Linked DNA regions of Homo sapiens: regions 2, 3 and 4 are each linked to region 1. The links are chromatin loops, found by intact Hi-C in ENCODE. Cell type or tissue: Panc1. All regions are shown on one strand.

Evidence for each region. Hi-C counts contacts between places; a loop is a spot of excess contacts. Peaks named below come from ENCODE experiments on the same cell type or tissue, not always from the same donor. Only the 100,000 strongest peaks of a DNase experiment are listed, where the experiment ranks them.
Region 2: a loop joins it to region 1, with 3 times the contacts of the local background. A loop is called at or near these places in 9 of 110 quality-filtered maps.
Region 3: a loop joins it to region 1, with 3 times the contacts of the local background. A loop is called at or near these places in 57 of 110 quality-filtered maps.
Region 4: a loop joins it to region 1, with 4 times the contacts of the local background. A loop is called at or near these places in 32 of 110 quality-filtered maps.

The regions. Positions count from the first base shown.
Region 1 is chr6:161,413,660-161,421,659 of GRCh38, forward strand. All of the region lies in intron 9 of PRKN (parkin RBR E3 ubiquitin protein ligase), which reads right to left. Among named protein-coding and RNA genes, the nearest start is that of AGPAT4, 140 kb to the left of the region's middle. RefSeq lists enhancers at 1,726-2,251, 2,252-2,777. In Panc1, CTCF peaks have their summits at 4,921 (motif pointing right) and 5,120; a DNase peak (open chromatin) is centred at 4,912; H3K27ac peaks cover 1,289 bases.
Region 2 is chr6:161,913,621-161,921,620 of GRCh38, forward strand. The region is part of intron 6 of PRKN (parkin RBR E3 ubiquitin protein ligase); the gene reads right to left. Among named protein-coding and RNA genes, the nearest start is that of LNCR-SMAL, 320 kb to the right of the region's middle. In Panc1, a CTCF peak has its summit at 4,213; a DNase peak (open chromatin) is centred at 4,791; H3K4me3 peaks cover 1,240 bases.
Region 3 is chr6:161,691,036-161,699,035 of GRCh38, forward strand. All of the region lies in intron 7 of PRKN (parkin RBR E3 ubiquitin protein ligase), which reads right to left. Among named protein-coding and RNA genes, the nearest start is that of AGPAT4, 420 kb to the left of the region's middle. In Panc1, CTCF peaks have their summits at 4,175 (motif pointing left) and 4,375; a DNase peak (open chromatin) is centred at 4,216.
Region 4 is chr6:161,494,249-161,502,248 of GRCh38, forward strand. The region is part of intron 9 of PRKN (parkin RBR E3 ubiquitin protein ligase); the gene reads right to left. Among named protein-coding and RNA genes, the nearest start is that of AGPAT4, 220 kb to the left of the region's middle. RefSeq lists an enhancer at 4,066-4,567. In Panc1, CTCF peaks have their summits at 4,410 (motif pointing left) and 4,611; a DNase peak (open chromatin) is centred at 4,337.

The DNA.
Region 1 (8,000 bases):
AGCACGTCTCAGGGCGCCTTCTGTTCACAGCTTCCCACAGGAGTCCAGCTGAGAAGGAAGCCACATGGCCATTCCTGAGAACAAGGATAATGCCACACAAATGAGATGTTCCAGCTCCCTAGCTCTGAGGAAGCTCATTCAAAAATGCAATTTTTAATTAAAAGGGAAACTTCCTGAGAGGACAGGGAGCATTTACAGCATGAAGTCAGGCAGGGTGAGCCTCACCCAGCTGCTGTTCCTTTCTCTTTCCTGCCTTCTGAAGAGGAGACTGTGGAAAGGGAAGCGAGGCAGAGGTGGCAGAAAGAGATGATAACTCCAGGAAGGAAGGGGTGCCTGAGAGAAGCAGCCAGGCAGAGCGGTGGGACGTGAAACTCCTCGACAGCACTGTGTCCTGGGCCGAGGTGGGGAGGGTCAGTGAGGGCAGGGTACTGGTGTCATTTTAATTCAGACTTCTCTCTTTCTTTGCTGCAAATGGCTCTCTGGAGCACAAACTCTCAACAAGGTGGAAACTCGACACTATGCTCTCAATCTCCATGCACAATTTTGCAGAAGAGGCTCTTTCCAGCATTTTCTCCCCAGATGTCAGAGCCGTGCACCCTTCTCCGGAAGGCTGGAGGGTGTTCAGCGTTGTTTGTCACAGGCAGCGGCCAGTCTCTGTGTTCTCGGGCGCTCTGTGTCAGGTCCTGGTATTTATTCCCAGATTCTGTTTAGATGCACCCGAGGCCCCAGGCAAAGGTTTCTGCCTGAGACAGTCCTTGGCCTCCAGCCACGGCTTCCGTGCCATGTCCCAAATGCAAAGTGCCACTCTCAAATGTTCTCTGATCTCCTGTTCGAAGCAAATAACAGAGTGCTAAAATCTTATTTAGAGGAGTCGTGGTAGAATTATTTATTCACTTCTAGCCTTTTGGCTGAGACTGTTTTGAAAAATAGAAAATGGCAGGTAATTCAGGTGTCACCCTTCAATGGCATGTGTTCTTCTTGATGTTTCACAGCTACTGCACATCTGATGAAGAGGATTTTTTTTAACTGAGTAAGGTCATCTTTTCCTGATGAAGCCCCAAAGTGCAAAAGGCATGAAAGGCACATTATGCTTCTCCACCAGAGGAGGGTCTCCGCAGGCAGGGCAGCCGCTGAACAGCACCGGGAGGGTCTGTAGTTGCCAGACTCTATTATTGTGGGCTATAAATTAAGAGGCTTCCGTTTCAAATACAAACTCTCTCATCAGTCACAGGAAATTAAATGCCTTTTGAAAGGGAGCTAGGCATAGGAGGAATTCACTTTCTTCCACCTACACACTGTTGGCAGCTCCTCAGAGGGAAGGACGGAGCCTGCCATTCTGCGGAGCGTCACCTGGTTCTTACCCACGACTTCACCGTGAGTGTGGAGTCCACAGGACTCCAGAGCTCTGTGGCCTGACTGCAGGGCAGTCTGCTCCCAAAGAGACTTGGGGAGAACATGGCTAACTCAACAGAATACAGAATAACACCGGAGAGGGGCACCAAGAGAGTGGTGATCACATAATTGAGACCTAGTCAGACCCAGTAACAACTTACCGTGTCCGCGAGGAACCATTCATGCAGAGAGGCCTCCCCATTTTCTGCCTTAAACTCATTTTATATACGTGGGGAATTGAGACTCCAAGATTACGAACATTTTCAAGATCCTCTGGCTAGTAGGTGATTTAGCTTAGAGTCAAATCTAGATTTGAACAACTCCATAATCATCATAATAAACAATAACGACACTACCTACATGAACTGAGCAATGGCTAAGTAGTAAGCATGTGCCGAACCCTTTACGTGAGTCAACTTAGTTGATCCTCAGATAATCCTGCGGCAGAGTGATTGTTCCAGCCACAGATGAGGAAACGCAGAGCCTTCCAGGTGTTATAACTCTTTTCTCACGCCTCTCTTACAATCCTCAGGAAATGTCGCCCCCCCCCCCCCCCGACCCCCCGCCAGCCCCCGACCGCCCGGAACTAAGCCACAGCCACCTCCTGCCCTGGTTGCTGCAATAGTCTAATCTCTCCTGGAGTCTGCCCGGCCCCTCCTGAGCTTCGTCCCAGACAGCAGTCAGAGCAGGACTTCAGATGTTGTCAGTTCTGCTCTCACTCCCCGCCACTGCCCATTTCACTGGGAATGAGAGCCAGGGGTCCTCACCAGGCCTCCCCACTGCGTCCCTCTCTCCCCACAGTGTCTCCTGGAGCTGCATTGCTCTCTGGATGTGCCAGAACATGCCGTGGGCTTTCATCCTGCGTCACTCGACTGGGAATGCCCTGGGATCCTGCAGGTGCCCACCCAGCTGGCTCCCTCCGGGTCCCGTCTTTACTCAAATCGCACCTTCTCGATGAAGTTTACTCTGAAGTTCAACCTGCTCTTCCCATCCTCCCACCCCAGGCGCAGCAGATCCGCCTTAACTGGACTCCCCCGCTTTGCTTCCACGGCGCCTATGGAAATGCTCTGACACAGAGGTCAGCGAACCACTTTACAATCACATTTTACTGGGACACAGCCACACCTTTTGGTTCGTGTATTGTCTGTGGCCACTTTCACAGAATGACCAGTGGCCCTCAGAGCTAACAGACGCACTGCCTGGCCCTTTACTGAAAAGTGCGGCCACCTCTGCTCTAACATAACTGGAGAGCTTGATGACGGATTGGGCTTGTTTTTCTCGGTCTGTTTTCCCCCGAGGAGAGCGCACACACTGGGGGGCAGGAACTTTGTTTCTTTTGAGCACTGACGCCTCCCAGTGCCTAGAACAGGACCTGGCTCGTAGATGATGCCAGTTCATATTTGTTGAATAAATGTGTGAATGAGGCATATATTTGCTAAACAACTCACCCAAAGTCACTCCAGTGATAGGCCCATCAGCTCTCGGCATCCAAATTCAAACCCAGGCAGACCAACAGAGAGTAATAGCAACAGAGACCCGTTCTTACCAGTGACCCCCGACCAGCCTCATCCGCTGCTGCCTCGCAGGAGACAGTGTCCTATATTTGCTCATAAAAACCAGGCAGGGAAAAAGGCAAGCTACCAGCTTTTAATCTTATTAATATGGGCCAGAAAGGATGGTTCATGGTTCTGACCATAAGACAAAGTGCTTCAAGGCAAGGCTTGTATCAACCGTGCTACGGAGTTGATACACACCGAACTGTCACCCGTCCTCCTGCCCAGGGGCCTTGGCGTTTTGAAGACTCCCCCATCTAGACGTCCAGCAGATGCTGAGCACCCAGGAGAGAGGTCAGAATGCAGGATTTGCATTGAAAGCCACGTCTATTGGGGAAGCAGCTAAAGCTCTGGAATGAGGTACCAGAAAGAAGAAAGGAAGATGGAGGAAAGAACTCTGGAGGGAGATGGGGCCGAGGAAGGAGTAGGAGGTGTGGCTATGCTAGCTCATGCTCACCCCTCATTCAAGCTCCAGACCTGGGCCAAGAGCAAGAAGAGAGCTTGCTTGTGGGTCCAGAGTTTCTGATGGCAGCGGGTTTTTGATGGCCTGTAAAGTCATCTAACGGGCTTGGCGCAGTGGCTCACGCCTGTAATCCCAGCACTTTGGGAGGCCGAGGCTGCCAAATCACGAGGTCAAGAGATCAAGACCATTCTGGTCAACATGGTGAAACCCTGTCTCTACTAAAAATACAAAAATTAGCCGGGTGTGGTGGCGCCTGCCTGTAGTCGCAGCTACTCGGGAGGCTAAGGCAGCAGAATCACTTGAACCTGGGAGGCGGAGGTTGCAGTGAGCAGAGATGGCGTCACTGCACTCCAGCCTGGCAACAGAGCCAGACGCCGTTTCAAAAAAAAAAAAAAAAAGTCATCTAATGCCTCCAAGACCACACGCTATTGATTTAATCTCTGAATTAAAGGTCTCTGAATTAAAGTGTATAAATGTACCTTCTCCCATAACTCTGAGAATGGGGTTTGTGTCTTAGAAAAGAAAAAACTCACGGGGCTGGGGGTTACATCTATTGTTTCCTGTAATTGTCACAGCAGTACTCAATACACACATTTTCACAGGCAAGGAAACTCAGGTTAAATAACTTTCACAACACATTGGAAATTTAGGCTGCCAATTAGTCATCCCTCCGGCCCCCCTGGGTTTTAACCTCTAGACCTAGAGAACCAAATTAGATGAAAATACCAGCTTTTGTAAATCAACAGTGTCTAATAATCCCCCAAGGACAGGGCCCTAGGCAAAGCTGAGCTGGGGGAATGTAGACAGACCTCCTACTTTCCACTCCAAACCTAGACGCAGACTCAGTGGCCCACCCAGGGGCATGAGTAATGCTGGGAGCTGCAGGCTGGCTTCCCACGCTCCCTCCTGGGCCTGGCCCCCAGGCCTGGCTGACTCCATGGGGGGCCTGGCAGTATCACAGCGCAGGGCTCTCAGGCTGCCAGCAGAGCAGCTGTTGTGTTTTCAGCTGCTTATTCTCACTAAAACTTCTGATAAGGCCATCTGGAAAAGTATTACTGTATATTAATAAAAATATTTAAATAAAGTTACAGAATGGAGAGATTTACTTTGGAAGTATTAATATGTAATGAGTTAGACAGATAACGTGTTTGAAGCAGCCTCTGCCAATCTGTTTACTCCACGGAGAGAAGAAGAACAGGTGTGTCAAGCCAAACATCTTTCCTTGGCACTTGAACTGCCTTACTTGGAGCAGCTCTGACAAGCTTATTTTTGTGGTGGTGGTTGGGGGAACCCAGCATTTTTAGAGAAGAAAAGAGCAATCTTCACTCCAGAAAGTGAATCTGTCTATATTCATGTATCGGCCTTGACGTGGTTTGATTTTTCTTTTTAACTCCAGTGTTGGTTCTTTGCTCTTTGAAATCAAAACATTCTGTATTATTTCTGGGATTATACCCAGCAAAGTGAGAACAGGAGCTTCTTTTAGTAAATAAACGTGATCATCTTCCGCCAGTAGGTGTCACTGTTCATTTAGCACAAACCATACCCGAAAGGCAAGGCAATTACCTCGGCTAAAATAACAAGCATGTTTTCTGGAAATAAAATAACCAGTAAGTACTGGGAAAAAGATTATTTTCTTTCACAGGTGTCTCCAAATCAAAGCTGAAGTGTGAACAACAATTCACTCTTTCTATGGCCTCCCACATAGTATTTGCTTCTAGAGCTTTAGCACCATTGTAAGAATTCCTTCTAAACCATGTTTGTACCTCAGATCTAACTGCCTGACCCTATAAACATTTTGCGGTTGACTTTGCTTATAAAATGCATTGGCATTTTCACATACAGGCGGTGGAGTTTTCTAGCGTTCCAGCCTAAATCAGAAAACAATGTCTGGTGTTGCCTACACAGAAACAATCGTATATCATAGAAAATTAGAAGTGAGGCAGTAAAGCGAGTCTCTGAAAATACGTTGGATGTAAACACATCGTTTACATGAAGGACATGGAATTATAAGTTCACACAGTGACACACAAATATGTAAGGTCATTAGTGTTCACTAAATGCGTAGCTATGCAATGAAAATGGTGAGAATCCTTTACGAGCTAACGTGCTACACAGAGTTTGATGCTTCTTGTGCGTGATCTCACCTGTTCCCCCACTTATGTGACCATTTTACAATGAAGAAATGGATGTTTAAAGAGGACAGTGAGGTCCCTGCGCCACAGTGGTAGAAAGTGACCAACTAGCAGTCAACCAGGAGATTTTTGGCCCTAGAACCTGAGGTCCTAACCACAACACAGAGGGCCTTTCCTTTTTTCTTTTTTCTTCTTCTTTTTTTTTTTAAATGGAGTCTCGCTCTGTTGCCCAGGCTGGAGTGCAGTGGTGCCATCTTGGCTCACTGCAACCTCCACCTCCTGGGTTCAAGCAATTCCCCTGCCTCAGCCTCCTGAGTAGCTGGGATTACAGGTACACGCCACTGCGCCTGGCTAATTTTTGTATTTTTTTAAAAAACGGGGTTTCACCATGTTGACCAGGCTGGTCTCAAACTCCTGACCTCAAGTGATCTGCCCACCTCTGCCTCCCAAAGTGCTGGGATTACAGGCATGAACCACCACGCCCAGCCTCCTCTGACTTTTGTAAGGGAAATAATTAGATTCTGCTTGTGTTGAATAATTCTAGCCAGGCCGGAGTTCAGTTCTAGTCCTCCTACTTCCGACTGATAGTGGCTCTGAGTAGTTCACTTACCATCTCTGAATTTCCATTTATTTCACTGTGAAAGGGGGAAATTGGTACCTACTTGTGGGATTGCTGTAGAGATTCAAATACCGTGTTTAAGAAAGTTCCTAGCACTGCGCCTGGCACGTAAAAGGCACTTGTTTAAGAACTTGATAAGGCTGGGCGTGGTGGCTCACGCCTGTAATCCCAGCACTTTGGGAGGCTGAGGAGGGCGGATCACGAGGTCAAGAGATCAAGACCATCCTGGCTAACACGGTGAAACCCCGTCTCTACTAAAAATACAAAAAATTAGCTGGGTGTGGTAGCACGTGCCTGTAGTCCCAGCTACTTGAGAGGCTGAGACAGGAGAATTGCTTGAACCCAGGAGACAGAGGTTGCAGTGAGCCGAGATCATGCGCCGCTGCACTCCAGCCAGAGCGACAGAGCGAGACTATGTCTCAAAAAAAAAAAAAAAAAGAACTTGATAAAGTAAAAAACCCTGATTTTTGAAATAAATTAAGAGTAATGAATATGCAATAAAGCATTCTTTTCTGAAATGCGTTATGAGAGGTCAGGAGTTAGTCTTAAGCAGTTTTCAAAGGTGCAAGGGCTGGAGTGGCCTCAGTTTATCTGGATAAAATGACTATATATGAACAGAGATGCCAACTGTTGGTGCCAGGCATGGCTCATGGGCTTTTGGCATGATGAACAGTTTCCTTTATTTTCTTTTTTTTCTTTCTTTATTTATTTTTGAGACAGGATTCTGCTCTGTCACCCAGGCGGGAGTGCAATGGTACAATAACATCTCACTGCAGCCTCCACTTTCTGGGCTCGGTGATCCTCCCACCTCAGCGTCCTGAGCTGGGACCACAGGCACGCGCCACCATGCCTGGCTAATTTTTGTATTATTTGTAGAGAGAGGGTCTCCCTATGTTGCCCAGTCTGGTTTCAAACTTCTGGGCTCCAGTGATTTCCCCCCCACATCAGCCTCAGTTTTCTTTACTTTTTAAAAATTAAGATCCTGATTTTACAAATGAAGAAAGCTCAAAGATGAAGTTACATGTCCAAGGTCACATAGCTGAAGAGAGAATTTGCCGGGCTGCTGGATCTTGTTTTTTCCATTTGCCGTACTAAATCATGTGCTACAATATTTGTGGTTTTCCTCAACTCCACAGAGCTTGCTTCTCTGAAATTCCTATTCCTTGCTAACCCCTAATTTTGTATGTGAACCATTGGAGACAGGGAGCACAAAAGGACAGCAAGAGAGAAAGCAATAAACTAAGTAGAGAAAGGAAGGATCCTCCTGGTCCTTATGCCTTTGAGTGATGATGTAAGAAAATCATGTGAAGTTCACCTGGGTGAGCCTTTACCCTCCAGGCACTCGAGGGCCCATACCCCACACCAGGAGAGTTGAGGCATTCCTCATCTTGATTTTGAATTGATGCTTGAGTGGGGGTACTTAAGTATTAATTGAAACGTGCTGAATTCCCAACATAAATGGAAATTCTCAGGTGACTTTGAATGGCAAAAATCAGTCCTTTCTAGACAATTAATGAGTAGATATAGAATTTCCATCCAAAAGTTGTAGAAAAGTGGTTAGAAGGGAGTTGGGTATTTGGCAGTTAGGCCTGGAGTTTACTTTCTGGGTCAGAACCAATGTCCTGAGTTCATGCAGAAATCACATTTGATCTTCACTAAAAATTAAGCAGGACCAGCATGAGGGTGGATAGAGAGTATGTTGTATCTTCTGTAGTTACAGCATAACTTCCTTTCCCCATGTAGCATTAACGGGGGAATGGAGGGGACTCCGGAGATCACAGGAAGAGTTTGTTCAGATAGAGACGTTTACCCCTTGAACTGTTTCCAACCCTGGCTGTTGT
Region 2 (8,000 bases), 500 kb after region 1:
ACCTACTATGTCTATTTATTCATTGACCCAGCAATATAATTTCTAACAATATATCTTATAAACATGATATACTCAAGGATACAGCGATACATGAACTGTTATGGACTGAATGCTTGTGTCTCCCCCAAATTCATATGTTGAAACCATTACCTCCAATGTCATGGTATTTGTAGGTGGAGCGTCTGGGAGGTAATTAGATCTATATGAAGTCATGAAAGCAGAGAACCCTTATGGGATTTGTGTCCTTATGAGAAGAGGAGAAACCAGAGCTCACTCTCTGTCATGTAAGGACAGCAAGAAGGCAGCTGTCAATAAACCACGAAGAGAGCCCTCACCAGGTTTCCAATCGGCTGGAGCCTTCGACTTGGACTTCATACCCTCCAGAATTGTGAAAAATAAATTTCTATTGTTCAAGCCACTCGGTCTATGGTATTTTGTTAAGGCAGCCAAAGCAGACTAAGGCTAGAACAAAGATGCTCATGAAGCATCATTTGTAATATCTTAAATGTTGGAAAATTCTACATGTCTACCCTTAACAACCTCATTCAATAATTTGCAACACAGCTATACAACGTAACACTGTAAAGCTTTTTATCAGAATAAGGTAGTATTATATATACTGATCTCTGAGGATGTCTAGATATTGGTAAAGTGAAAAAAAGAATAAGCTGTAAAGTAGAATTTACTGTAGGATTCTATTTGTGACCTTTTATGAAAAAGATATAGGCACATGTATATTACACACTTGTAGGCATGCATACTTCTATATTATATTTCTAAGTACACATTGGGAGCTATTCATGGTGATTATCTCTGAGGATAGGGAGTATTAGAATGGCCAACTTGGTATGAATAGGGAATAAAGAAGACTTACTTTTTATACTACACCCATCTGCACTGTTTTTTTTAACGTGAAACATGTAACTTTTATTAAAAAGAAAAAAAAATTGTGAAATGCTTCATAGTCCTTTGTGTCAAGAGCTCTGCCATAACCCAAAGCACAAAACCTAGGAGGTCTGTTGATCTTAATCTACACTTTGGCCTCATACATGGATATAGCGTGTTGGTTGGTACCATGCAAACACTGTCCCTCCTTTCTGGGTTGGAGAGGAATCAGGAGTGTTTGGAGAAAAAGAAAAGCACATCCCCTGAACTGGCAAGCGATACTCATGACCATCAGCAGCCACAGGCTCCATTAACAAGCAGGAGAGGGATGTTTCCCTGGTCTCACCAGCAATAAATGTGTCTATGGGGAAGCAAAGTTTCTAAGAAGTGCTTAAGGAACTCTAGGCATTCCTAGACAGCCCAGGCTCTGAATTTAGATGGGAGAAAAGTAGGCAGATATCACTGAAAATCATGTTGTTTTAAAATGTTCTTTTTTGCGTTGGGTGCGGTGGCTCATGCCTGTAATCTCAGCACTTTGGGAGGCTGAGACAGGTGGATCACCTGAGGTCAGGAGTTCAAGACCAGCCTGGCCAACATGGTGAAACCCCGTCTCTACTAAAAATACAAAAAATTAGCTGGGCGTGGTGGTGTATGCCTGTAGTCCCAGCTACTTGGGAGGCTGAGGCACCAGAATTATTTGAACCCAGGAGGTGGAGGTTGCAGTGAGCCGAGGTTGTGCCCTGCACTCCAGCCTGGGTGACAGAGTGAGACTCTGTTTAAAAATAAAATAAAATAAGATGTTCTTTTCAAGTTTATCGATTAATTTTCATGAACCTGAAAGGTGTTTGTGAAAGAACACCCTATTCTTATTATTCTATGTACAAAGAGAATCATATTCACTCTTAACCCTCACATCAAGACACTTACTTTGATACATTTTTAAAGGCTTGAAATCCAAAATAGAGTTTTAATTTTCTTATCAAAAAATTTCAAGCCTTTATATCAAGGTGGTAGGATTGTTCATCTCTTTTGTGTCAACCCTGTAAATGTGAGAACTGTAATTGATCTCTGCTATGCGTGAGTGACATGGAAGACCCTGAATATGTTGTAGAACCAGAACATTTTCATTACCTACATCATGCTGTGTGTCAAACAGGCATGCCAATCAGTTTGTGGATCTAAGCAGGCCATTGCACATGCAAACGTGTATGATAGGTATGACAGTTTAACTTAGCATTCTCATTTGGAAAACATTCTGGAATATGTGAATAAGTAACTGGAAAATTCCCAAATAGACATAGCATTGCGGTTCAGAAACATGAATATTTACCATTGACAGAGAGCAAGAGAGAAAGCATGCACACAAGAGAGGGTCCCCATCAAACTGAACAATGTATAAGCAAGAATCCACAGTGCAAATTGGAAGGATGATCATGGCTGCGAGGCTACAGTTATGACTAAACAACCATTGATAAATTTATTCTCGACTATATCAAATGATAAAGAAAATAGCTATGAATTTACTGAAAAAAAAGCATTATCCCTAATTAATAAGAAAAAAGAAAAAGAAAGGAACATCCAGCTCAAACACTTGTCCACCAAATAGCACAACAGATATTGAGAACACTAATATTTGGTTATAAAGGACAAGAAATTGTTAAGAAGAAAAGTAATTTCCACTTTGGTATTTCTGGCCTTATGAAGACATAAGATACATTGGGAGGATTATGGAAACATAAGTGATTGAGAGAAAATCTCATGAGAAACTTAAGAAGATGGGACTGTTTATGAAATAGGAATACCACCCATAATTGGACAAAGACAATAAAAAATTTTTCTAATTACAGTATCATTCCATAAGTATACAATGTGTATTATCAGTAGGTGAATATCATAGGCCAAATGAAAAGCAAACAAGTAAGTAAAAATATTAAGTAGAAAAATATTCTCATGAGTGATTGATATGATTACATTTGAATTTTAGAAGATGTCATTAGTGGAGATGTGAACAGAATCAGGATTTAGGATGAAGTCTGGGAAAGCTGTTATGAGGCTACTGCAATGGTCTGGGCTCTTTTGGCATTTCCTCTTTAAGCTAAAATTGGCCCTTTACTTACTATTTATTCTCTTTTCCCTGATATTTGCTCTTCTTGTTTTTAAAAAATCCTTCAATTTAATTTTAAATTTTATGGCTTTCCTCTTCTTCTACCCGGTTCCGTTCCTTACTCTGCATTGCAAATTACACAGATAGTATAAACATAGACGACGTTAGTCTTTAATTTTAATTTTTCTTTTTCTTTTTCTTTTTTTTGAGGCGGAGTCGCGCTCTGTCACCCAGGCTGGAATGCAGTGGCGCGACCTCGGTTCACTGCAAGCTCCGCCTCCCGGGTTCACGCCATTCTCCTCCTGCCCCAGCCTCCCGAGTAGCTGGGACTACAGGCGCCCGCCACCATGCCCGGCTAAATGTTTTGTATTTTTAGTAGAGAGAGGGTTTCACCGTGTTAGGCAGGATGGTCTTGATCTCCTGACCTCGTGATCCGTCTGCCTCCGCCTCCCAAAGTGCTGGGATTACAGGCGTGAGCCACCGCATCCAGCCTAATTTTTCTTTTTCTTTTTTTGAGATAGAGTCTCACTCTGCTGCTCAGGCTGGAGTGCAATGACACGATCTCGGCTTACTGCAACCTGCAGCTCCAGGGCTCAAGTAATTCTCCTGCCTCAGCCTCCCGAGTAGCTGGGACTACAGGTGTGTGCCACCATGCCTGGCTAATTTTTGTATTTTTAGTAGAGACAGGGTTTTGCCATATTGGCCAGGCTGGTCTCAAACTCCTGACCTCAGGTGATCCACCTACCTCGTCATCCCAAAGTGTTGGGATTACAGGCATGAGCCACTGCACCCGGCCGATTTTTTCATTTTTATTTCAAATTTCTGCCATATATTTTGGATTCTCTCTTTAAAAAAAAATCTGTAACATTTTAAAAGCAATTTTGGCATTAATATTTGTGGTAGTAATAAGGTTTTACATGATGGATTAGGATATGATGACAATACAATTCTTAAGGTTAACACAGCCAGGAGAATTATATGGCCAAGTGAATAGATCTTTAGACCTCTGGCTTTGGAAGCTTCTTATGAAATCCTAAGAGATTTACAGACAACAAATGTTTACAACATTTAGGCACACAACAGCATAATACTAGACACAAATACTAAGCAATATTCAGAGTCCAAATACAGCCATACTCATTTTGCTTGTAAAAATTTAGTTTTTCAATTTGCCTCCTGCTGCACAGAAGTAATATAGCAGGTGATTCATTTCCACGTTTGAACTGCTGTTAACCACAATGGGTGAAGGAGAGCGAGATGCAGGCTTCGCTGATCATGTCACCCTTGGAAGAAAGGGGAATAAAATTATAGGGCAGAATGACCTATCATATTTCCTTGACAGGTGCTAATTCACTTTGATCTATCCTTCACCATAATTTCATTGGTGGGGAGGACATACATATTTATAAGTGTGGAAACAGGCGACTGTTTTTCTGTTTGCAATTTACAACAACAAAGAATTCATTTCAATTTTCATATTAGAAGTCCCAAGGTGACCCGGGAGTAGATACCAGTCCCCTGCTGTGCGGGATTTCTAACATAATAAGGAATAAAGCACAACAACAGTACATTGTGACCTGGGCTCATGGGTAATCAATTCACATATTTACCATGGAAACAACAGTACCACGCAGAACATCGTCATTGCTTCAATTTGCTGACGAAAGCCCTCTAGAACCCAGGAAGAGTGTGCGTGAAAGCTGGCTGATTAATCTGACTTACTTATGCTTTGTTAAAGAGTTATTGTCTTAATCATAATTAACACTAAATAGTTACTCATGGAAAAGCTGCAAGAGAGATTCAGCTCTACCTCTTATGAGGCTTATGGTCTGTGATTTTCAAACCATGAGTCATCGACAAATATATACAATGAAACAGAGATTGAGCCAAATGGGAGGACACCAGGGTTTTGATTTCAGAAGTCGGATTTAGAATTTCATTTTCTATGCAAAATACTGCATGGTATACAAACACCTCTCAGGTTATATAATCATGGTGCATTATCTTTGTACCCACAAAATGCTTAACGAACTCAGTGGGGTGAGTTCTTTTTCTTCTAAGGAAGGAAAACAAAACTTCTATGCACGGGAAAACAAGCCAGTGCACGGCATGACTAACACAATGCCATGTAATTAGGCAAAAGCTTTGAATAGACATTTCACTTAACGAGATATACGACTGGGTTAATAAGCACATGGATAAGATGTTTAATATGACTAGTAATTAGAGAACGTCTATAATGAACAAGTTGACAAAATCTAGTGTCGGTGAGGAAGTAGAGAAACTAGAAACCAACACCCCCGCTCCCCACCACCACCTTTTGCTGGTGGGAATGCAAAATATTGCAGCCACTTGAAAACATTCGAGCAATTTCTGAAACTGTTAAGCACACGACTGTTAGAGCCAGCAATTCCTCTCCTAGGTATCCAACTGAGGAGAAATGAAAGTGCAGATCCACACGAAGAGTTTTACGCCATGTTCACAGTGTAACTCACAATAACAACGCAAATGTCCATCTACTGGTGAATGGATAAACAAAAGGTATCGTATCCTTGCAATGGAGTTTTGCTCATCAAGAAGAGTTTCACGTACAATAACTTTGAGAAAAATCTCAAAATTACGCTGAGGGAAATAAGACTGACAAAAGATTACATAGCATTTGATTCCATTTATCTAACATTTCTAGAAAAAAAGACAAAACTCTATAAGCAGACAGTTGATCAGTGTTTGCCTAGGGCTGAAGGTGGGAGTGAGGATGGCTCAAATATGCATCGAAAAACTTTTTAGGGTTTATTTTTCTGAAACTGGATTGTGATAACTGGTTGCCCAATTATAAATGTGTATTAGAAATGATCGAACTGGACATATACCTGGAGGATTTGCATGATGTGTAAATTATACCCCAATAAAGTTATTGGAATTCAGTAAGAACATAGCTTGCTCTAGATGGTTAAAGGTTTCAGTTGTTCCTGTTATAGGATCTTACCATTATGAACTGTCATCTTCCCAAACCAGTGAAGTCTTAGCAAGTGCTGGAAATACAAATAGGTTCACAATTTAAAGGGGCAGCTGGAGCCTCAGTACTCCATCAGTAATATGTATTAAGACATGCCACAGAGCAAATGCTCACAGTGAAAAGTGCTGGGGAGACTGTACAGGGGTCTACTACATGTGATTAAAGAACTGTGTCAGATGGCATTTCAACAGCTTTGTAAGTGATGACAGGGACACAGGTAAAGTTGAAAAATCACATTCCTATCCTCCTTAGGACAGATAGTAAGCATACGTTTTTAATTACTGTCATGAGTCGCTTAACCACATGGATACATTCTGAGAAATAGGTCTTTGTGTGGACATCACAGAGCATACTTACACAAACCTAGATGGTATCACCTGCTACAAACCTAGACTGGATGGTAGAGCCTTTTGCTGCTGGGTTAAAAACCTGTACAGCATGTTACTGGACTGAATACTGTTGGAAACCATAACACCGGCTGGGCGTGCTGGTTCACGCCTATAATCCCAGCACTTTGGGGTGCTAAGGCAGGCGGATCACTTAAGGTCAGGAGTTTGAGACTAGCCTGGCCAACATGGTGAAACCCTGTCTCTACTCAAGGTACAAAAATTAGCTGGGTGTGGTTGTGCAAACCTGTAATCCCACCTACTTGGGAGGCTGAGGCATGAGACGTGCTTGAACCTAGGAGGTGGAGGTTGCAGTGAGCCAAGATTGTGCCACTGCACTCCAGCCTGGGCCACAGAGCAAGACTCTACCAGAAAAAATAAAAAAGGAAACCATAAAACAATGGTAAGTAGATGCACAATGTCTATCTAAACACATGTGAACATGGAAAAGGTACAGTGAAAATACAGTATAAAAGATAAAAAACATGGTACCCCTGGGCCGGGCGCAGTGGCTCATGCCGGTAATCCCAGCACTTTGGGAGGCCGAAGTGGATCACGAAGTCAAGAGATTGAGACCATCCTGGCCAACATGGTGAAACCCCGTCTCGTCTCTACTAAAAATACAAAAATTAGCTGGGTGTGGTGGTGTGTGCCTGTAATCCCAGCTACTCCGGAGGCTGAGGCAGGAGAATCGCTTGAACCCAGGAGGCGGAGGTTGCAGTGAGCCAAGATAGCGCCACTGCACTCCAGCCTGGCAACAGAGTGAGACTGTCTAAAAAAAAAAAAAAAGAAACGTACCCCTGAATAGGACACTTACTGTGAATGGAGCTTACAGTACTCCAAGTTGCTCTCCTGATTCAGTGAGTGAGTGAATGTGAAGGCCTAGGACATTATTGTATACCACTGTAGACGTTATGAACACTGTACATCTAGGTTACACTAAATGTATACAACAAAGTTCCTCAATAATAAACTGACCTTGGCTTACTGTAACTTTCTGACTTTATACACTTCTTAATTTTTAAAACTCTGACACTTGTAATAACACTTAGCTTAAACCACAAACACATTGTACAGCCATATAAATATATTTTCTTCCTTTATATCTGTATTCTATATGCTTTTTTTCTGTTTCTAAATTTGTAAAACTTTTTAAACTTTTTGTTGAAAACTAAGACACTGACACACACATTAGCCTAACAGGGTCAGGATCATCCATATCACCATCTTCCACCCCCATATATTGTCCCACTGGAAGGTCTTCAGGGGCAATGACATGCATGGACCTGTCATTTCCTATAACAATGCCTTCTTCTGGAAATCCTCCTGAAGATCCTGCCTGAGACTGCTTTACCGTTAACTTATTTATAAGTAGGAGTATACTCTAAAATAGCAATAAAAAGTATACAATATACATAAACCAGTAACATAATTATTCATGACCATTATCAAGTATTATGTACTGTACTTCATATGTGCTATACTTTTATATGACTGGCAGCACAGTTTTGTTTACACCAGCACCACCACAAACATGAATAATGCCTTGAGCTACTACATTGCAACAGCTACAGTGTCACTAGGCGATAGGAATTTTTCAGCTCCACTA
Region 3 (8,000 bases), 280 kb after region 1:
TCCTTTCCATCCATCCATCCATCCATCCATCCATCCATCCACCCACCCCTATCCTATTCCTATCTATCCATCTATCCACCTATTCCTCAATCCATCTATCTTTCCTATTGGTTCTGTTTCTCCAGAGAGCCTTAACATACTGCTTTAGAAACCTCCATCTCTTCCACATACTGCAGTCTACCAGTTGGATCTTTTGTAGGCTTCAACCCTAACCTCTCACTTCCTGAGTTCAGTGCCTGGAAAAACAGCCTCTTGGGTCTAATCTTTTCTTCCGAAGCAAGGCCCCTGCAGGCAGCTCTCACCCGGGTTTGCCAGGCTTCATGGCAGGTTCAGTTCTACTTTTACTATATCTCTAACCCATAAGTTCTGCTTTCCAAGACTTTTTCTAAAATTGGGGATCAAGAAGTGCTGGGGCTGAAAGCCTAACAAATATCTAGGAAGGAGAATCTACTTAACATGGGGAATAGGACTTTCTGCATCTCTGTTTTTGAATAGAGATTATCTGGAGCCTGTCTAGGTTATCTGCTCATGCTGAAAAAGGCTTCTCTAACACATGTATTTTCTCCACAAGGCACATCATAGCCTTCTTGCACTTAGGAATACTAGACAGCACTATGCTTGGGGGGCATTTTAAACAGTAAGATCACCAACAAAAAGCACAAAAATGTAAAAACCACGGTACTAAATAGGCCATGAAAAGGACATCCTTGTTCATAGCATGAGAGCTGAAACAAGAAGGCAGAGCATTGCTCTTTCATCCACAGCAGACAGCAAGAGTGTTGGGTGAGTCAAACTTTGTTGCTCTGCAAATGTCGATGAAGATCTTAAAGGCGTCTGGAATACTGATTTTGGGGTTACAAATAAGACTTAGCGAGTGGGCAAACAGCAAAGACAGAAACTGTGATGACACTGTCATCACACACTTTGAATACAATGTTTTCTGAGTTTGCCGATTTGTGGACTATCCTGAATTTGTGCTCAATTTTTATCTCTCTCCAACTGCTTATGTTTTGCCTCTCTCTCCATGTCAACAGATTACACTCTATAAGGGAAAATGGAAATAAAGATGCAGGCGAAACTTGAATATCGGTGTGGGTTTTGCATGGCAAACACTGACGCCAAATTTGCCTCTACTCTGAATGCTCAAGTTGTGGGAGCGCTACTTTAAGATGGAAATATGTGCTCTAAGGGAAATAATAACCAGAATAACTTTAGTTTTAAAATTATATACCAAGAGGAAAAAAAATAGTAAAAACCCAACTCCTTCTTACTAAGTTTTTAAAGAAACACTCAAAAAAGTAAAATTAAACCCCCAGAGTATAATTCCCATTCTAATGACCACTGAGCACGTCATTGCTTTTGGTTGATAAAATAAGCACATGTTCTTCTCTTTACCTCGAAAACTTGAATGATTTCAAAGACAACAAGTAGGCAGTAATTTAAAGTCTTTTTTTGTGAGCTTGCCATTCTGCTCTTCGTGGGGATCTTTGTGATGGGAAACTGTAAATACAGTTTTAGAAGTAAAAGCTTTCATCTTAATGACTATAGGATTAGAAAAAGATAAGAAGCTACTATAGGAAAAGTGGGTGGGCTGGGCACAGTGGCTTACGCCTGCAATCCCAGCACTGGGAGGCTGAGGGGGGCGGATCATTTGAGGTCGAGAATTTGAGACCAGCCTGGCCAACATGTTGAAAGTGTGTCTGCTATAAAAACAAACAAAACAAACAAACAAACGAACAAACAAAACCAACCCCCCCACAAAAATTAGCTGGCATGGTAGCGCACACCTGTAATCCCAGCTACTTGGGAGGCTGAGGCATGAGGATTGCTTGAACCTGAGAGGCTGAGGTTGCAGTGAGCAGAGATCATACCACTGCACTCTAACCTGGGCAACAGAGTGAGACTCTGTCTCAAAAAAAAAAAAAAAAAAGAAAAAAGTGGATGGATATTACCACATATTTTTAAATAAAATTTAGCAATCCTGGTAATTTTGGGTTCTTGATTTTAAACACAATATATTTCTGATTATAAAAATATTTTTCTGATCATAAAAATAGATGTCTTTAGAATTAAAAAAACACATAAACATAAAAAGGAGATAATTTAAAAAGCTTATAAAACATAGAAGAAAAACTAGCCCTAAATATTTCTGAAAACCAATATAATGTCATTTTAAATGGCACACAGGGCAATACCAACATAGATCTCTTTGTTCGAAAGATAGATTTTTTCTGTCTTTTAATTTATCTAAAAATAAATCATGGTGTATTTTTTTCCCTCCATTCTTTACAGGAGTATGGGTGTTTTATCTTATCAGATTTCCTTCATGGGGAAAATGTATGTGACTTAGTCACCCAGCCAGGTGATGGTTGACTACAGGTGGACCAAGGAATGAAAGTTGGCAAGTTTGGGCACTTTTTTTATATTCAATTCTCAGGAAAGAGATACCCAAAATTATGTGTCTCTGCTGAACAATACATACAATTATGACCAGCAATAGGAGTTGTGGAGGCCATAGCTCTGGGGTTCAAAATGATCCTGAAATAAAGTATTAGAAACCCTCTCATTTCTTTCTAATATTGGAAAAGTCACATGTCTTTTAAAATTAACAACCACATTATCATGAGCAATTCTAATTTTCCCCAATGTAATCATCACGAAAACATTTGTGATTGACAGGTTTTCTACCCCAGATGTAAATTTTTGGAAATACTAATATACAATTACTTTTCATAATGGGTGCACAGCTACTAAATGATGTATGGCCAATTCCCAAAGTTTCAAATGGATAAATATTAGTCTAATGTGCTCAATCAATGCAGAGAAATAGCTCTAAGCCCTTTTCCTGCAAGGGAAAATATTTACCGTATATCACAGATAGATTGGCCACAGGCACTAAGCAGTGATGGAGAAGCCTAGAAATCCTTGTAAATGTCCTTGTACTTCAGTGAAGGACATCCTCAAAAGACAGAAAGGAAAAAGAAAAGAAAACTCTGAATGGTGTTACCTCAAGCATTCTCTAAAACACAGCACTTAGAATCAGACCTGCATCAGCACGTTGCTGCTTGACACACGAAAGCCCCTTTGCATTTAACAACAACACAACAAAGGTTACAGAGAACTTTTGATATCCTTCATTTACCAGATTATTTCTTCCATCCATAGTTTACAGCACTGAATTAGAGATTGTTAATAGTAATAATAATAAGAAAAAAAGATTTTGACCATGGACTATGATGTAACCCATCATAGTGGATCAACTGTATACTGAGTCTGACTAGAAAAAAATCAAAACAGTAAAATACCAATCAGATGCACTTCACATAATGTTGTCCTTTTAAATTTTGAATTGTGGTACAATATACATAACGTAAATACCCTTTGGGGTTTTTTTTTAAGCAATTAGGCACACAGTGTGCAATTTATAACTGCTATGAAATAACCCTACCCCTCTTTATTTGGGCAAAGGTCACTATGGATTTTTTTTTTAATTTTTAACTGTAGAAAAGGATGGAATTTCCCACCTTTCCTTAAATAAGAAATTCCAGACAATCACATCATGTCCATTACATCCCAATACTCGGTTTTGACTAAGAACTGGATGCACATCTATCTAACTGTCCAAATCCCTTTTTGGATTCTCAAATAGTGAATCTTCTTGGAATCAGTGGTTAAAGTTCCCACTTTTTCACCTGGACCGTATGGGTGACAGACTCCCTGTTTGCTAACATGAGGATGACAGTTACAGATTTCAATGCAAACTAAGGAAGAATTCTCAGCTGAGTTGTGCTGTGTAGAAAACAGAATTGGCAGCTTTGTGAAGTGGGGGCTCCCAGTACTTAGAAGTCCCGAACTGTGGCTTGACACTCACTGCGGGATCAGAATCTCCTGGTGGGCATTCACTAAACTCAGATGCCCAGACCTCATCATTAATTGTCCTCGGTGGGACCCAGGCATCGGCATTTCTTAAAAACCTCCCCAGGCAATTCCAATCTACATTGAAGCCTGCCAATCCCTGTGTAGTCACAGGCTACAGGCTCCCAGGTCAACCCAGGTGGCCTCTGACATCCCTACCAGCCCCAGGACTGTGGACTAGGACACGGTTTTGCCTAATGACTGATTATATCCTGCCTTGGTTAAGGGCAATAGAATTGAGAAGATTAGCACTGCCCCCAACTGGCTACAAAAGGAATGGAAAAGCTCAAAGGAAGAACCATGGAGGTAGAATATACCGGGAGCCAAGAAAATTGTTTTCAACTACCTGAAATGAGAGAGGTTCCTCTATAATGATGAACAAATGACAGAGAAAGCAGTTTTGATCTAATAATGTCCAGTCCAGGGGTAAATGGGGTTCTTCCGCTCCTAACACTTTTGTTGCTCTTTGCCCACTTCTTGGTGTACTAGTAACCACCCTATTGGGCACTCAGTGTCTTCCCAAATCCACATGTGTTCTCAGCAAAGGCCTGATCTCAGTTATTTACACCAGCAAAGTGAATGCAAGTTTACCTGGTAACCTCACTCAAAAGTGTTGCATTTTGAGCCTTAACTCCACAAAATGAAGAGTCTGAACCATTTTGAAAGGAACCTAAAGACAACTGAGAAGGCAAGGACATCTTTGTAGAGCAGAAGTCTTTTCCTGTAAGTCTGAGATCTTTCCATAGAAGCGGCTGCTAGAGGGAAAGATGAGAGACAGGGTGAGGATTAATGGGGACAAAACCCTGGAAGAGAAAGTTGGAAACGGTACAGTCAATCATGAGAGCACAGGACATTTACAGAGAAAAGAGTGAGGAGGTGTTTTTCAATTCCATAAAATAGAAAATAGGAAGAGTGAGCTTAGATCATAGCGTGATCAATTTTAAGCAAATAGACGATGAGAAATACTTTTCTGATTACATAGTGGACTGGGTGGCGGACAGAGGCTGAAGAAGTGTTTAAAAACAGGCCATGCATTCTCATATCTGCATAGAACATCCAAGCATTACATACGTCTCTCATTATTCCAAAGCATTACATACATCTCTCCTTAGAAGAGCGATGAAGCTATAGGACACAAGACCCAGTCCAGGATACAGCATGAAAGAGAAGATATTAAATAGCTAGCAGAGAGTCAGATGACAATCAGTAGATAAAAAGGGCTTGGAAATGGTAAGCATTATAGAATTTTGGAAAACCATTTTTTTCCCATAGTTAAGAGACCCCATTCTTCAAGGCCTTGATCCTGAATAAATGTCCTTTCAGGGTTGACACCCTATTTTTATGACTTAAAATATTTGGACGGGATATTTGGAAGTTTCTAAACTCTGCTGAACTAAAATCTGCTGAACAAATAAAGGGAAGAACTCTGTTTTGTACCATGTAATTTACTTAAATGCCCCACTACAGTGTAAAAGTAGACTAGACCATTCACTTCATGCCCTCAGGTTTTCAACATGCCAGATGTCCAGTTGAGGAACGTATCTAAATCTAAGGATATTCCTAAATTCTTCTGCAAAGTTTCAAGGCTATTGGTAATAACATATATTTAGTGGTCAACTTGGAGGCTAACGTTGGTCTTTCTATTTCTGTAACAGCTTGCACAGTATCATGCAGGCATACATGTGAGTCTAGATGTAGATCTAGACATATATAACCCAATCAGTGCATTTCAAGTATCTAATTCTACCCTCTTACAAAGTTTTATTTATTGTTAAGATTATTTCAGAAGCACCATAGATAGGAATATGTATGTTAAATTTAGCTAATTCATGCTATTCACACAAATGCACTACTACTTTGTGATTTTATTGTAAAAAATGATATTTGCATGCTCAGTCAGCCTCAGTACTAAGCATCCAACTTCCCGATTTGCTGATTTTTTGTAGGTAGAACTGTGCATGACTCAGAAACTAAAGAGAACATGTAAGCCCTACATTCTTTCATTGAAATGGTGATTGCCTGGATCACATGCACAGAGCCAGTATTCATTGCACATAATGTAGCTTCCCTGTTCTCAGTGTTCCCTGGATCTGGCAGCACCTCAGGGTCATTTAAACTACACAAACTTTTCAAGGATCCTGCACTTTCTGTCTGTGTGGCTCCGTGTGAAGTAGCCTGTTAGTCCCTTAGCAGCAAAGTATGAGTGGATCATAATATAGTATCTGAAATAAGGAAACTATAAGTGATTCTCCACTTGGGATGACACCTTTCTTGAAACTCATCCTCTGGTAATGTGGAATTTGAAGAGCTGATATTTGTAATCTCTAACTTTTAGGAGAGAAGGAAAGACAATGATATCATGGAATGCACACATTATAATATTTGCTGTGAATTACGTGCTTCCTATGAAAAGCTACAAAGATGAAGGCATCTCTTTCTCTATGTAGCAACTGTGCTCTAGCAGGCTGTTGCTTCAGTAAGAGCACTCTTTACTCACAGCCCCTGTACAACCTGGGCTCCTACAATAAAATATTCCAAATGTAAGCTTGCCCTCTCATAAAGTCCAACAAATTCAGTCTCTAGTCTCAACGTTCTTTATCTTTGTTGTTGGTTAATTTGCTCCTCTGAACTGATAGTATGTAAAACAGTATTCTTTCTCTCCCCAGGACTGAATAGCAGAATTAGAATGTCTCCCTGCCTCTCTTCTCTAATCTTGTAAGCCATTGGTAAGTTCAATATCTGTTTCAAACACATTGTCATTGACCATTATCCAGGAAAACTCAATTCACCATGACCTTTAAGTTGAAAATACTCTTTAATTAAACATCAAGGAGGGACAATTACTGAAAATCAATCCCTGGCATTTTCTAATTGTGGAACAATTTTTTAAATGTCAGGGTCCATGTTCATGTAGGCCATTTTACATTTTTATTTTTCATTTTTATTAGTTTTCCCTCAATTCTGTATTTATAGATTCATTACTCCCAACAATTACCCTTATAAAAGGTTCCAAGTGTTTCTTTTCATGTCTTGGATTAATGGGCCATAATTTCACACCTAACACTTTAGTAAAGAAACATGCTTACTTATAAAACATACAACATGGGTCAAAATCCAACAAAAGCTTCTAATATGAGACTAATTAAATTAAATTGTGATTAGATTGAAGGAGTGAATCAATTAAATAACAATGGCCTAAACTTCAAGTTACACTTAAAGATCTATATATTTAAAATGTCAACAACATGCAAAAAAAATCACACCAAATACAAATATGCAGACAGGCTACATGTAGCCAGAAGGATATAGTAGGATAATGGGCCTTACAGATCAACAAATTGGAGAATTTACAATGGAGAAAATAACACCAACACATAAAAATACTATACAAGTCAAGCAAAGGTAAATTATTCATCCATTGAAACAAATATTTATTCAGGATAATGCCTAGAGTCTAAATTTGTCTAAGAAACCACAGTAGTTAGAATAAATCCTAATTTGGAGAAATTGATCAACTGATTCTAAAGTTTATGTGGAAGGGCAAATGACTTAGAATATGTAAACTGTTTTTTTAAAAGGACAAATCTGAACAACTAACACTATCTGCTTTTAAGACTTATTAGAAATGTACAATTATCAGAATAATGTGGTATTGGTACAAACAGAATAGATCAAGACAAAAGGATAGAGAGTTCATAGATAGAACCTCACATATATGGACAATTGATTTTTTGACAGAAGTACAAAGGCAATTCTGTCAGGAGAAAACAGTATATTTAACAAGTAATGCTAACATAATTTGATATTCATATGCAAATAAACTTTGATTCCCACTGATTTGCACAAAATGAATAATAGATATAAAGGTAAAACACTAAACTATAAAAGTTCTAGCAGAAAACAGAAGAGAAAAGCATGATCCATAAAAGAACAAACTGACAAACTGGACTTCATCAAAGTGAAAAGATCTGCTCTTTGAAAGACACTATTAAAAGACTGAAACAGCAACCTTTACCTTGGGAGAAAATATTTTCATGTATCTGATAAAGGACATGTAACTAGAGTATAGAAATCACTCTAAAAAC
Region 4 (8,000 bases), 81 kb after region 1:
TGTGATGTCTTGGCAACTCTTACCCCAACTCTATCCAACACCTGCTCTCCAGGTAGGTCAAGGTCAATATACTTGACTACTTCAAAGCCTCAACAAAAATGTTCTCCATCACCATGTTATCAGGTGTCCACGTCAGCTGAGAAGCCTGACTGGTCCTTTTCATGCCTGTGGAACAAGGGACTGAATCTTAAGGAGAGTGGAGACCTTGTGTTACTTACATTCTGCATTCAAGAAACTATTTCTATGAAGTTTAATGATCAATGATGCTTTTTCCTTCAAAACTATCCAAAGATTTCAAATCTGTTTGTGCAAGGAGGCACTGGATTGAACTGAATTTCTAGTTTCTTCATCGACTGGTTCCTTCATTCAGTAACAAAACTGAACATTTTAATGTGCTGATACTGTGTGAGAGCTTTACACACATTAACTGATTTAATCAGTATGAAAACGGTCTGCAATAAGCACATGTATTCCCATCTTACGGGCAAAGAAATGGGCTGGAGAGGTTTCAGGAACATGCTCCAGCTGGCTGAGGTGCATCTGATGAACTCTGTGCTTCCAGTGAACTTGTAAGATCCAAGTCTCCAGGCGAACATCAAGTTCTTCTAGGATTCATCCCCAGCCTTTCCCCAGTCTTCTAGGACTCCTCTCCCTTGCTCCGCCTTGAACTCTGTTGTTGACATCTTTCTTGCCCTCTACACCGTTAAACGATTCTAGAGTGGTGCTATACATTGGAAATAAAATGCGAGCCACACATATAAATTGTATTTTAATATCCACTTTAGGAAAGCAAAAAGAAGCAGGTGAAAGTGATTTTGATAATATATTTTATTTACCACAATATATCAAAAAATTTATTTCATCCTGTAATCAGCATAAAAATTACTAATAAGATATCTTATATTCTTCTATGGTATTAAGTCTTTGAAATCTGGTTTGTATTTTACATTTGCAACACACCTCCCTTCGGACTACCCACATTTTGAGTGCTCCAAGGACGCTGGCTAGTGGCCACTGCATTGCCCGGCATATCCTAGGGGAGGGAAGGAATCCTTAGTTGTTAACGTGTCAGACAACATGCTATGGCTCATAGTTGTCCTCCTGATGTGTATCTTCTCCTCCCGATGTGTATCTTCTCCTCCCGTCTGCAGTATAAGAAGCCTTCACTGGGCACGTGTCTGCCAGGTACAGACTACATTCCCTGGCCTCTCCTGCACTCAGGGTCCCATGTGACTGGATCTGGCACCTGAGATGTAAACGAAAGTGAAGCGTGCCATTTCTGGGTTACGCCCTTAAAGAAGGCATGTTCCCAGCCCTTCTCCTTCTCTCTTTGTGCAAGCTGGAAGGCAGGTATGGTGCCAGTCACCTTCAACCACCTGAGCACGCTCAAGGGACAGCAGAGCCACAGACGGGAGCTTCTGTTTCCTTACCACAGAGCCAGCCATGGGGACCATGTCCTGAGAGAAAGAGGTTCCTGTTTTGTTCACACAACTATTGTTCATCTATGACAAGCACGGTCATCTTCATTTACTTTCATCATTTCTAGAATCTAATTCCGTGCTCTCTTGGTGGGGTTAGACCCAACTCTTCCTTCAGGTCTCAGTGAAGCTTTATTTCAGCAGGGAGGCCTTTCTAATGTTCTGAAGACTAGGTTACAGCCCTCACTCCATACTACCATGGCACCCTGAGCTTCCCCTTTCTCAGCATCCGTGCACAGGGTTATTTAATGTTGGTGTTCGTTCTAGACCTCTGTGTCATGGGGGCATGCTGTGACCATCTTCTGGGCACTTGGCACAGTGCTTAGCACATAGAAGTGCCAAACATTTGTTCAAAGAATAAATGTAATTAAGAGGCTTAACATGTAAGTGATGTGCTCTTGCCCTTCCCGGTTTGATGGGAATACAGAATCTCTTTAGATTTTCCTGGTTCCTGTTAGAGAGCATCAGAATGACAGTGCACACAGGCAAGGCTAGCTGGGAGGATCGAGTGGCCTGAGTGTCATGGGTTGAGTTGTATCCCTTACAAAGATATGCTGATGTCCTAACACCCAGTACCTTGGAATGAGATCTTCTTTGGAAATAGTGTCATTGTGGATGTAATTAGTCAAGGTAAGGTGTATTAGTCTGGTCTCATGCTGCTAATAAAGACATACTCGACACTGGGTAATTTATAAAGGAAAGAGATTTAACTGACTCACAGTTCCACATGGCTGGGGAGGCCTCACAATCATGGCGGAAGGCCAATGAGGAGCAAAGGCACGTCTTACGTGGTGGCAGGCAAGAGAGCATGTGCAGGGGACCTCCCCTTTATAAAACCATCAGATCTTGTGAGACTTATTCACTACCACAAGGACAGTATGGGGAAAGCCACCCCCATGATTCAATTATCTCCACCTGGCCCAGCCCTTGATCTGTGGGGATTATTACAATTTAAGGGATATTTGGGTGGGGACACAGCCAAACCATATCATAAGGTCATACCAAAGTAGGTTGGCTCTAACTGAAACATGGCTGGCATCCTCAGAAGAAGAGGAGGGAGACACAGCAAGAAGGTGGCCATGAGATGATGGGAGCAGAGACTGGAGTGACACAGCCACAAGCCAAGGATTGCTGGCAAACACCAGAAGCCAGAAGATGCAAGGAGGGATTCTTCCCCATGGGTTTCAGAGGAACATGACCTTGGAGGCACCTTGATTTCAGACTTCTGGCCTCCAGAACCGTGAGACAACACATTTCTGCTGTTCTACGCCACCCGGCTTGTGGCACTTTATAATGGCAGCCCTAGGAGCAAATACATCAAGGCAGAAAACCCGTCACAAACCTGCTGGCATGCCCGTTCCTCCTGGCTACGACTCCACAGCCTGTTCCCAGGGGTCAGCCCACAGGCCAGGGCCAGGCGGCATTGCTGGCTAGTGGCCTGCAGGAGGGGCACTTATCAGTACTTCCTCACTCCCAACATGAAAAGTCAGGTAAAGAAGTACAGGAAGCTCTGCCAAGGAGTGGAAGGGATTTGTACCTCCTTAGGACAACTTCCCAGGTAAGGGCGAGTGGAGGACAGGGTGTCCCCACTACAGGAAGAAAGAGAGACATCATCATTCAGCTCTCACAGACATTCCTCCTTCAAAACAGACCCTCTGGCAAAGGTTATCCTTTAAAGAAAAAAAAGTTCTTGCTCCTCTGTCTTGAACTGGGAATAAATTAGGAGAGATAAGAGACAGATATTACTCCTTTTTAAAACTCTGTATTCCCATTGAAAAGAGTCAAGGGTACAATTCTCAAGTCTGTGTGTGTGCACAGTGCTTACATGTCTCTCTCTCTCTCTCTCTCTCTCACACACACACACACACACACCATATCCCACTTACAGACTGAATACTTTGCACCACAAAGTATTTTCAGCTGCTCTTCTCGCTCCTTTCCCTTTCAATTCAGAAGGCTAACTCTAGCTCAATTATCTCTTCCTTTTGACAGAATTCACATCAAATGCAAACAAGATGAGACCAGGATTCTGCCTGGTTCTGTTGCCAAGGTGGGTGGGAAGTCGGCAGCAGGGATCAGTAGCTGTAGCTGCTTCAGCCTTTGTTGAGGCTAACTCTCCTCCCAAGGTGTCTCAAATAGAAAGGCTTGTTCCTGATGCTTTCCAATTATTTTCACTTCAAAGAAATACTTTAATATATTTAGTTCAAATTGCATGATGGTAATTATGCTTCTAAATCTGATCAAATGACGGGAGAGAGGAAACCTTTGCTTCCATGAGGGGATATTTGTTCTTCAATAGATGGGTCTAATTTTCCACAGTGGGAGGACTCACAAGCACTGAGACTGGCTTTTTTCATTAGTTATTTATAAAGCTCTTATTAGATTGGTTAAATTCACATGTGGGAAAAAAGACAAATTATTGTTAATCAATTTCTAACCTATACTATTCATAATTTAGCTGATAGAAACCTCTGCTCACCAAGGGGATTTTTATTCAGGCTGCAAATCAGTATCATGTTATAGAGTGTATTAATTAATAAATGGAATATTTAGCTTTTTATAATTAGTGTTTGTATTTATTACATTTGTTATGTTACTCCTCTCCTCAACGATCCCATTATAATTCCTATTCCTCAGTAAATAAAAGCTCACTCTCTGGTTTGGAATTCAAGCCTCCTCCCAACACACCACATGACCCCGCCGTGCCAGCCATTCACACTGCTCACAGGGTCTTCAGCTCCCTTCTCCCTGAGAGCTTGTGGGAAGGGTGTGCTGTCCTAACCCAGTTAGATGTCGTCAAATGCCTTGTTTGGCCAATGAAATGTGGGTGGCAATGACATGTGTAACTTGAGGCCAGAGCCTTTAATTTCTGGCACTCAACTCTCCATCCCTCCCACCATCCTGCTTCCTGAAGGAAGGGCTCCACCTGCCGACCCTGATGGAGAACGAGGTCACATCAGTCTCCCTGCCAACCCTATTGGACAGGCCTTACGCGTGAGAAACAAACCTTTGTTGTTTCAAACCACTGAAATGTTGAAGTTGTTTGTTACTGCAACAGACTTTAGTCTGTGCTGACTAATACATCCAGGATATTCTTTGGGAATTCTAGCGGCTACATTCTATTTTTCAAGTGAAATATGCTTTGGAACACCTATACATAATAAAAGCAGAGATGGTCATGTTGAAGAGTGAGATGGGGTGAGTGTGTGTGTATGGGGATGGGGGAGGATTGAGATTCTTCTTTATCTTCTACTGAAGCCCCCGATGCTTTGCAACCTCCGCACATTTCTCAGAACTCAGGCTGAAACCCTGTGATCTAGTCCAAACCAACCTTCCCAGCTAGGGTTTCGTTCAAAGGTCACAACTGGTGGCTTGTGAGCAGGGTCTGGACACACACACACACACATTTTTTTTTTTTTTTTGGCTCACAGAGTGCTTGAAAAGAATCTAAGACAACATTTACAGATTGGGAGATCAACGTAAAAGATGCATCCTAAACTTCCCTTGCTAAAGTGAAGAATGAGGACACCCTGGGCCTCCACTCCTTCCCTTCAGTTGCTATTTGTCATTACACATAAATGTCTGTTGCATATAGGGAAATATTTCTGTCCCATGTCTCTATCAAAAGTGGGAAAGGGCTGTGTTTTTCTAAAAGTAAGAGAAAGAGTGTATTTCTTTGTGGAGTGCATAATTCTCCTAAGTATGAAAGTGAAAAGCTAAGATCAGTGTTTCCCACCCCTCATTTCTCTCGTTCATGTCACCTGTTGCTTCTTATTGGCTTTGGAATGTGGGACCTCTCTTCTAGCCTCTTGCATCTACCTCTATGGTTTGACTTCTGAAAATGTGGTCCCTGGTCCACCTGGATCCAAGTTAGCTGAGTTGCTCGTGAAAAATGCAGATTGCAGGTTTCATTTCAGACCTACTGGATTCGAGGTGGTGGTGGTTTCTGCATTTTCCATAAGTAACCCTTTCCCTTGACAATTCTTAGGCACAATTAATCTTGAGAATTACTGCTCTGTGGCTGAGGTCATCATATATTCAGAACCAAGTTCTACGAATGGGTAAAGAATTTTTATTCTCTTCTAGCTTTGAAAGACCCTTCAGAAGGTAGAATTTGGATGCCAAAATGCTATGATTTCTGAAATGGTGTCCAGGAATAATACAATGAATTATTTGAAACCGCAGCTGTTCCCAAGATTACAGATAAACTGAACACCAAGTTGTCTTCTGAATGCTGCCCTCACTCTCCTCCTTCCCCACTTTTGTTCATGCAGTGTCTTTGCCAAAAGTCCTTCGGCCATGTTTCCTTACAAAATCTCACGCATCTTTAAGGTGCAGTTGAAATGTTAATGAAAATCAATGCATCCTTACTATTATCTAAAGTCAGTTGTGTCAAAACTTTTAGAATTTTTCATTTTTCAATAGAGATTATTTTTAAAGACAGTTTAATTTCACGGCAAAATTGAGCAGAGTACAGAGAGCTCCCCTCTCCCCTCTCCCCTATACATGCACAGCCTCCCCCACTATCAGTGTTCCCCACAAGAGTGGTACATTTGTTATAAATGCAAAATGTACATTGACACATCATCACCCAAAGTCCTCAGTTTACATGAGGTTCACTCCTGGTGCTGTACTTCCTATGGGTTTGGACAAATGTATAACATTTATCCACCTCTGCAGTATTATACAAAAGAGTTTCATGGTCCTGAAAACCCTCAGTGCTCCACATACTCATCCTTTCCTCCCCAAACCCCTGACAATCATGGATCTTTTTACTGTGTCCAGAGTTTTGCCTTTTCTAGAATATCATATAGCTGAAACCACACAGTATGTAGTCTTTTCAGATTGGCATCTTTCACTGGTAATATGCACTTAAGGTTCCTCTATGTCTTCCCATGGCTTGACAGTACGTTTCTTTTTAGCATGGAATAATATCTCACTGTCTGGAAGTACCAGTTTATTTATCCATTCATCGACTGAAGGACACCTTGGTTGCTTCCCAGATTTGTCAATTATGAATAAATCTGCTGTCAATATCTGTATGAAGGTTTAGTTGTATACATAAGTTTTCAACTAATTCAAGTAAATACCAAGAAGCATGTTTGCTAGATCATATGGTAAGCGTATGTTTAGTTTAGTTTTTTTTTTTCTTTTTTTTTTTTTTTTTGAGACCAAGTCTCCCTCTGTCGCCCGGGCTGGAGTGCAATGGCGCAATCTTGGCTCACTGCAACCTCCGCCTCCTGGGTTCAAGCGATTCTCCTGCCTCAGACTCCCAAGTAGCTGGGACTACTGGTACTCGCCACCATGCCTGGCTAATTTTTGTATTTTTAGTAGAGACGGGGTTTCACCATATTGCCAGGCTAGTCTCGAACTCCTGACCTCGTGATCTGCCTGCCTCAACCTCCCAAGCGCTGGGATTACAGGCAAGAGCCATTGTGCCCGGCTGTGTTTAGTTTTCTAAGAAACTGCCAGACTGTCTTCCAAAGAGACTGTACCATTTTGCATTCCCACCAACAGTGAATGAGAGTTCCTGGAGCTCCACATCCTCCCCAGCATCTGGTGGCATCCATGTTTTGGGTTTTGGCCATTTTAGTAGGTGTGTAGAGGTATCTCATTGTTTTAATTTGCAAATGCCAAATGACATATGATGTTGAACATCTTTTCATATGCTTTTTTGCATCTGTATATCTTTTTTCGGTGAGGTTTCTGTTCAGCTCTTTTGCCCATTTTTAATCTTGTTGATAGTTTTCTTACTGTCAATTTTGAAAAGTTCTTTGTATATTTTGGTAATAGTCCCTTTATCCGATAGGTCTTTTGCAATATTTTCTCCCAGACTGTTGAATGCTTTTTTTTTAATGGTTGGTCTGTTTCCAGGAATCAGAAATCAGGCTTCACACCCAGCCCAGATGTTCAAGTGGTTGTTTGACTTGTCTGCCATCTGCAACTGTCTCTCTTCTGCTTTGTACTCCACGCCTCTCAGATGCTGGAGAAACTGGTCATTTGTTCTCTATAGCATCTCACATTGTGAATTTGTACAAGGCTCAGTGGCTTCTTGAGCCATGGGTTGTGTGGGTCTATAAACCAAACAGACAGGCCTTGGACAGACAGGGGTTTCCTTCAGGCAGCACAGCCTCAGCCACAGCAGCATCCTGAGGCTGAGGATGTAACACCAAGATATGAAGATATAACCCTACGTTTCTAAGATGCGGCTGTTCTGGGGGAAGATATAACACTACGTTTCTAAGATGCGCTGTCAGTGAGTGACATGAGAGAGAAAGTCTGCATGTCTTAGTTATCAGCCATGTGAGAAGGAATACCTGGATCACTGAATCATCTGGGCATAAAAGCTTTTTTATGAGTTGTGTTAAAAACTGCTTTTTGTGGATCACATGAAGCAACTCTGAAATGCATTATCCTGATCATCATTGTTGCTAATCATGTCCATTTTGGGCCATGCACTGCACATGCTTATCATTAGTCAATTGATTAAGTTTGCACTCTTTGGGAGAGGCACTACTCCTA